3 separate regions of the Homo sapiens genome follow, and regions 1 and 2 are each linked to region 3. Evidence: read pairs that join two places in POLR2A ChIA-PET (ENCODE). Cell type or tissue: CD4-positive, alpha-beta T cell. All regions are shown on one strand.

What was found. Peaks named below come from ENCODE experiments on the same cell type or tissue, not always from the same donor. Only the 100,000 strongest peaks of a DNase experiment are listed, where the experiment ranks them.
Region 1: POLR2A ChIA-PET joins it to region 3 with 6 read pairs; 4 of 35 experiments call an interaction of 5 or more read pairs at or near these places.
Region 2: POLR2A ChIA-PET joins it to region 3 with 5 read pairs; 2 of 35 experiments call an interaction of 5 or more read pairs at or near these places.

The regions. Positions count from the first base shown.
Region 1 is chr5:157,213,950-157,216,449 of GRCh38, reverse strand. ITK (IL2 inducible T cell kinase) reads right to left here. Exons shown (of 17, transcript NM_005546.4): 4 at 2,131-2,259. Among named protein-coding and RNA genes, the nearest start is that of ITK, 34 kb to the right of the region's middle. In CD4-positive, alpha-beta T cell, no CTCF peak of the experiment used is centred here; a DNase peak (open chromatin) is centred at 1,079; H3K4me3 peaks cover 553 bases; H3K27ac peaks cover 2,500 bases.
Region 2 is chr5:157,221,616-157,224,115 of GRCh38, reverse strand. It overlaps ITK (IL2 inducible T cell kinase), which reads right to left. Exons shown (of 17, transcript NM_005546.4): 6 at 1,102-1,253. Among named protein-coding and RNA genes, the nearest start is that of ITK, 42 kb to the right of the region's middle. RefSeq lists an enhancer at 1,379-1,438. In CD4-positive, alpha-beta T cell, no CTCF peak of the experiment used is centred here; a DNase peak (open chromatin) is centred at 1,445; H3K4me3 peaks cover 457 bases; H3K27ac peaks cover 1,854 bases.
Region 3 is chr5:157,303,102-157,305,601 of GRCh38, reverse strand. CYFIP2 (cytoplasmic FMR1 interacting protein 2) reads right to left here. Exons shown (of 31, transcript NM_001037333.3): 8 at 1,236-1,364. Among named protein-coding and RNA genes, the nearest start is that of CYFIP2, 38 kb to the right of the region's middle. In CD4-positive, alpha-beta T cell, a CTCF peak has its summit at 1,453; DNase peaks (open chromatin) are centred at 1,371 and 1,731; H3K4me3 peaks cover 1,872 bases; H3K27ac peaks cover 2,281 bases.

The DNA.
Region 1 (2,500 bases), 89 kb after region 3:
AATTACCATTTATCAAGAACTCTGTAAATGTTGGCAGCTGTACTGCTTTCCACAACACCATTGAATCTCCCAGCCTTACACATAGCTATCTATTATCATTATCCCCATATTGCAGGTGAGAAAATGCTCTTAGAGGCTCAGAGGGATTATCCAAAGCCCAGTGCTCATAGACCCGCACTGCCAATGTGCTCGGTACCAGGAATCCTGTGAGCCTTCATCCAGGGTGATGACCATAAGCTGCGTTCACAGTGCAGTGTGCTTCTTGAAAACTCTGCTCTCAACTGTGCAAAACTCAGATCCATGAAGTTATTTAACCAAATCAGAAGAGGGTAGAGTGAGGAGATGCTCAGAGGAGGATATGGCAATGGGTTGCAATGCAAAAGCAAAACCATTAGCACAGTGACTGCATGACAACCACAGCAGGACCCCAAGAGTGCTCAGGCCCTGGTTTCACATGGGGAACAGCTCAGCATGACCAGTCCTCCCCCACTGGCATTCTGGTGAGTCATTCAGATGTCCCTAGCACCTCAGTCACATGTGTATCACTTGGAGGAGGGAAATACTTGCGCCCCGAAGAGGAATAGCTGCAGCATGCATGGTGAAAATTACAAAATGGAAATACCAAGTCAAAGAATTTCAGAATTGGAAAAGGGCTTAGGTATTATTTCATCCTAAGCCCCTCAGAACTCCCTGCCATTTTTGAGATGAGGACATTGGGGCCCTTGATGGCCACGTGACTCATCTGAGGGCCCACAGCAAGGCATTGGCAGAAATTTGGAGACCAGATCACTGACTTTGGAAAGGGCTTTCACTCACAGAGGTAAGCCCATGCCGTTCTGTTATTATGGTGGATCCTATCCAGAGAAAACTTTCCATTTCATTTTTATTAAATATTGGCCCGCATGAATATGGTAAACAGGACTAATGTGTAGGATCACTTGAATAGTTACCAATTTCTAAAACTTGTTAAGTATTGTTCTTCTGGGCCCAGGGATCGATTATGTCTAAGAGCTTTTTTCCCCAAGGTGCAGGGTGAAAAGTGGTGGTTTTTAAAGTGGCAATGAGAGGGCCTATGAATCAGGAAGCCACAGAAAACCTAGCCATGTGTTACATCCGCCTTGGGTTGCCAATTTTCAGTATTAAGTTTTAGCGCACAAAAGAATAAATGAGAAAGGGAAACTATGGCAAAAGAGGTTGAGAAGAGAGGAAAATGGAAGGAAAACAATCCACATGGGCCATTATTCCTATTCGACAATGGATTTGCAGAGCACTTCCAGCGGTGTGACCCGGAGCATACTGAATTGCTCAAGGCAGCCCATTCCCTTAACATCACGCCATGTACCCCAGATGGTTGAGAGGAACAAGAGCATAATAAATGTGAAATGCATTCGAGTGGAGTTGTACTCGACTGGAGGTTAAGGTTCCAAAGTCATCAATAAAATCCAGTTGCAGCCCAATCCCCTGGACCTGAGCCTTTACTGTCAAAGGCAAAAAAACAGCTTTTTTTGTTTTCACTTTGCATTTAGACTGCGGCCTTCTCCTCTCTGAGACTGTGGAGGTCAAGGGCAAGTTTGAAGAGGAGGCAAGGAGAAATCACAGAGTAAAATGTAAAAGAAAAAAAATTCCTCTCACCTTTAAGGGTATAGAGTTGAATTTGTGTAATTAAATTTATGTGTGACATGATGTCACTGTAAGACATAAATATTTTATATCTCTTAAGGCTGCCTCTTTAATTAAGATTTAAATAGACCATGCCATTCAAATGCAGGTTATAGCAGGGCTCCTCAAACTGTACTGTGCACATAAGTCTCCTGGGATCTTGTTAAAATGAAAATTCTGATCTAGTAGGTCATGAGTGGGGCCAGATCATTTGCATTTCTAACTAACTCCTAGGAGATGTTGATGCTGCTGGTCCAAAGAGCACACTTCAAGTGGTTAGGAGCTGTAGACATCAGCTTTGAGATGGAAGCACCAACAGGCTGGTAGGAAAGACAGATGATTCCTCTTGGAAAATTCTGAAAATGTAGAATTTTGCATTCTGTTCCTGACACCCTCAATGATTAAAGGCCAAAAGCTTTTACTTTTTTATGGTCATTTCACAAAAACTAGAGGGAATTCCCAGTCTCTTACCATTCTTGGTTGGATCATATTGGGCACAGCCTGTTGCAAGCTTCTCCAGCTGAGAACAGCACCTCCACTTCCCATCCATCCAGAAATTAGGATGATATTTAGGCACCAAACTGTTATTATTCCTCGTTTCTGAAACAGGTTGGCACCAACAGAAGAGTTATTTCCAGGTCAGTCTATCAAGGGCTACCAATTTTATAACACCTCGAGATTAGACCTGGCTGAGTGAGCCTGAATGAGTATTGCCCAGACCACTCAGAAGCATGGGTTGATCTGAGCGCATAAATGCACTGTGCTATTTACTGGGGTAGTTCATGTTACATTTAGGCATCAGCACATCTAGGCTTGCGTCTGGCTCTGCCTTGCATTAGTT
Region 2 (2,500 bases), 81 kb after region 3:
GACAGGGTTTCACCATGTTGGCCAGGCTGGTCTCAAACTCCTGGCCTCAAGTGATGCACTCACCTTGGCCTCCCAAACTGCTGGGATTACAGGCGTGAGCCAGTGCACCCGGCCAAATAGTGATTACTTTTGGACTTGATGTGGGGGCAAATGGAGGGTGGCTTATTTTTTATGTATATTTCTCTCTACTGTTAGTTAAGTAAAATGTTGACATAAATGATCTATATGTTGCAAGGACAGTTTTCTTTTTTATACTTTAAAATTAATAATAACCTCATACCTTGAAAACATTTAAACCCCTAATATTAATATACAAAGATGTTCGTTGCAGTGTTGTTAATATTTGCAAAATATTGGAGATAACCTAAGTGTTCAACAAGGGAATTTGCAATTTAGAGTACATTTATGGCTGGATTGATGCAACTATTGAACTCAGATTCTGGAAAATATTCCAGAGCATGGGTTAATACATCGGATATATTAAGAGGAAAAAAAAACCTTAAAAGGCAGTGTGAATCTCATGCTTGGTATTTTTTTCATTCAAAAGTTGCATAGTGGGAAAGTAGTATTTGTACAACCTTATTTTCTCCCTGAGTCATGTGGATGGCTAGTTCAATGACTGCGATTGTAACTAAATCTTTAGTGTCTTCTTTCTGATGCGTCCTAACATAACTATCAATCTGTACCATCTCTATACACACATTTTCTTTTCACCAAAAATAAGCACTTCCTAATGGGATGTACCTTCAGCCTCACTTAACACTCAGGAACAATAGCACTTTGCAGAACAAATTGCCAAGCTCCCAAATTGTAGATGTCAGTGGAAAAATCCAGGGGGTTTTTTAGATGAGTTTGGGTCTGGAGTGCCTGAGATGGGGTGCAGGGAACAAGCATAGCAAGTGACTGCCTCAGAGCCACTTCTGAGAAGAGGAAAAATGAGCCTCAACTACTTCCTCTTCCTCCCTCTTCCTTCTGCCTCTGCTCTCTTCTCCCACCTCAGTGCTGTGGTTACACTGTGGGAGATAGGACAAATCATCCTGGTATTTTATTTGTTCGCACCACACCTCAAACACGGGGACAGCAGCCACAAAGATGACTTACCCATTCCTGTCCTGGACTCTCCACCAGTGAATCTCAGAACTGTCCAGCAGGCAGTACTCTTCGTTGCGCCGCAGTGCGAGTTCCTGAGGATCATTGGTTTGGTAGTCATATAAGGCAATGACCACAGTTTCTTCAGGTTCCCAAAGTGGTCGCTGGGGAAGAGAGACAACAAAACCAAGCAAAGACATAAAAAAGGAGGTAAAATGCCTCCTTTCATCGGGGTGTCTGGGGAGACAGTCTGCCTTCCTCTGGTAGACTTTCTTTATGAGTTAGAGTTACAGCGCTGAACATGACACAAAGACATCAGTGCTTGGAATTCATCACATTGCTCATTCTATGAGGTAAATTCTGACCACAGTGAATTCCAAGCAGCCACGTGATTTTCACAAAAGTCTGCTGGTTTCTCTATCTGCACTATGTTATATGCAGCAGCCTCTCTGCTGGATGCATCATGCCCTTGGCAAAGGAGATGCAGTCAACATGAAATCTTTCAGTTTGTGCTTTACTAATATGATTTGTGGGTTTATCTAGATCTACGGAATCATAGGTTATTGGAGCTGGAATTCCTCTAACAGATCACTTAATACACTTTTTCATTTAGGATGAGGAAACTGAGGCCCAGATGGAGAAATGGACCTGGCCAATCTACCACTTGAATTAGCCCTAAGACTCTCTCTACTCTAGCACCTGTCTCCCTTCCTTCTCCTGTAGGCTCTATTGCTGATGTCTCTGTTCCTCAGTCCCTTTCTTCATGTCCATATTGAGGACATGAAGAAAAGACCACAAAGCGCATAGTCGCCAGAGTTCAGGATGGGCACGCCTGCTATGGGTTAGCAGACTTTGTGAGAGTAAATGTAGGGAAATATTAAGTTCCTCACTAGAATGTGGTTTAGTGTTAGGAAGTCACAAGTTCTCTGAGTACATTGAAGCATTTAGTGGCATAAAAATACTGGAGCTGAAAAAAGAGTCTCGTCATTTTGATGTAGTATGTCATCTCAGCTGAGCCCAGATCGGATTTTTTTTTTTAAGAGAGACAGGGTCTCACTATGTTGCCCAGACTGGTCTCAAACTCCTGGGCTCAAGTGACCCTCCTGCCTCGGCCTCCCAAAGTGCTGGGAGTACAGGAATGAGCCACTGTGCCCGGCTGCAGATTGGAATTTGAAATCTAGATATTTGTGGAGCTTGTGAGGATGTGTAAATGGGGTGCTATGGACAAGAGTGGATGGCCTGAGGCTTTTGCTCTAAGAGCTTATGGAGGGAGGAATAGTGTTCAAGGATGTTTGAAGAAGAAACAGAGCTATGGCATTCATCCCACTGCAGGTCAACTCATTGGTTAATAGCTGTGAAGAGAAAGGTCAGAGCAGGGCCCTCAAATTATGATAGTACCTTTCTGTAGGGG
Region 3 (2,500 bases):
GAGTTAGAGGCTGCAGTGAACCATGATTGTGCCACTGCACTCCAGCCTGGGAGACAGAATGAGACTCCACCTTGGAAAAGAAAATGCTAAAAGTGTTAACTCTTGGTGAAGAGATTGTGAGAGATTTAAATTTTTTTATGCTTTGCTGTATATTCCAGATTTTCCAAAACAATACATATGACAATTCTGGAATGAAACGTGTGAACTGATGAAACAATTGTGATCACTTTGGCAAAATGTAGCAAAAGCTTGAAGATTTATTTTGTTTTCTAGTATGGAGGTTCTTTAAAGAACTAAAAGTAGAATTACCATTTGATCCAGCAATCCTACTACCGGGTGTCTACCCAGAGGAAGAGAAGTTATTGTATGAAAAAGACACTTGCACACATGTTTATAGCAGCACAATTCACAATTGCAAAAATATGGAATCAACCTAAATGCCCGTCAACCAACAAGCAGATAAAGAAAATGTGTTATATATATACATCATGAAATACTACTAAGCCATAAAAAGGAACAAAATAATGGCATTCACAGCAACCTGGATGGAGTTGGAGGCCATTATTCTAAGTAACAGCAGGAATGAAAAACAAAATATTGTATGTTCTCATTTATAAGTGGGAGCTAAGCTACGAGGGTGCCCAGGCATAAGAATGATATAATAGACTTTGGAGAATTGGGGAAAAGGCAGGGAGGTGGGTGAGAGACTACACTTTGAGTACAGCATACACTGCTTGGGTAACGGGTGCACCAAAATCTCAGAAATTACCAGCAAAGAACTTTTCCATGCAACAAAAAGCCACCTGCTTCCCCAAAAACTATTGAAATAAAAAAAAAGATTTATTCTGTTTTTCCCTTTGAGCCAGCAATTTCTCTTCTAGGAAGTTTGCCTTGACAAAAAGATGTGCACAAAAACTGCTACAAGGGTGTTCAATGAAGTTTAGCAAACAAATATCCAACCACAGGGGATATGTTACATGACAATGTTCCAATACAACAGAATACTTGGCAGTCATTACACATAACATTGTAGAAATAGCCTTAATGACATCTGGAAAGGTGACTACGGTATATTATATTACAGGAAAGGAACAGGTTACAAACCATTATGTGCCGTAAGATCTGTATCAATGTTTAAGAAAAAAGAAACATTGTTTTTTAAAACGGATTTTTAATAAGAAGAAGGTGAGAGGGTAAGCCCAGGCTCCATGGGTGCGGCCTCAGGGGAGTTTTACCTTGAGGAGCATATGTTTCTCACTGGGAGTCAGGTACATCTTGTTCTCGTAGTAATCCACACAGATGTTGACAATGTCAGCCAGCAGCTCCTCATAGCCTGGGATCACTTCAAGTTGCTGGTGGAGACACTGAACAGCAGCGCCACCCTCAGGTTAGGCAGCGCATGTATCCTGTGCCCTCACCTGCACCCCTGCAGAAGCCCTACAGCTGGCCGGTGTGGTCCCCGCTGATGGCCAGGAATCACAGCTCCAGGGAGGCGAGGCTGCATGCCAGCTGGCACCTGATGCCTGAATCCTCTCCTTGATGTCCCCACAGTACTCCTGCACACCTCCCATGGCAAGGAACTCACCCCCTATTTTATTCCCAGGCAGTTCTGATGGTTAGAAAGTGCTATCCTGGCCTGAGCTAAAAAGCAGCTCAGTTTTACAGCAATAGGCTTCTTGTCATTTCAGCTCAGCTTGGAGGATGTGGGCTTATCTAGGATGTCTTCTCAGACAACGGCAGCAAAACCCCACCCAGGGGAGGAGAGCTGGCGGTGGGGAGGGGGGCAGGTGTCTCCCTCTTGGCAGGACACAGCAGTAGAAAAACATCTATTAGAGAAGGGTCTGAGGTCCCCACCCTAGGCCCTTTCTCTCCAAAGGGACCAACCAGGCCCCTGCAGGGTATGCAGAGGAGGGCACTGCTGGTACTTCCCACAGGCAAGAGAAAGAAAACCTGAGGCCTCAGTTACTGAACAGCTTTCTGCAGTTAACAAAGAGTGGCAAGGGCCCTGTCAACCCAAGGGCCTCCGTGATATGGATTTGAATGTGAACACCCTTGGAAGATGGAGGATCCCCTCAGTTTTGGCCTGAGTCCTGCAGATATTCTTGCTAGAGACTGTTTAGGCTGAAGTGACAGTTATGCTTGTCTTGCTTATGTTGGGCAAAATGGGAAAATGGCAGCTGAGGGGTGTACCCTGGCAAAGCAGCGGCAGCAATAACAGCTATGTCTTCCTAGGCCCTGAACATCTGTCAGGATCTGCATGCTAAGGACTTTTCATATACTGGTATCATTTATTTCTCACAACAGTCCTATGAGATGGGTTCTCATAATATTCTCAAAATAACAGACCCATTTTACGGATGAGGAAACTGAGGCTTAGATTGGCCCCAAGTCTGACAGAGTGGGTCAGTGGTGGTCTAGGATTACAAAACAAGGCTGCCTAACTCCAGACCCCACGTTCTCAACCCTGATGCAGGGTCAGAGCACTGGCTGAGAGGGCTTC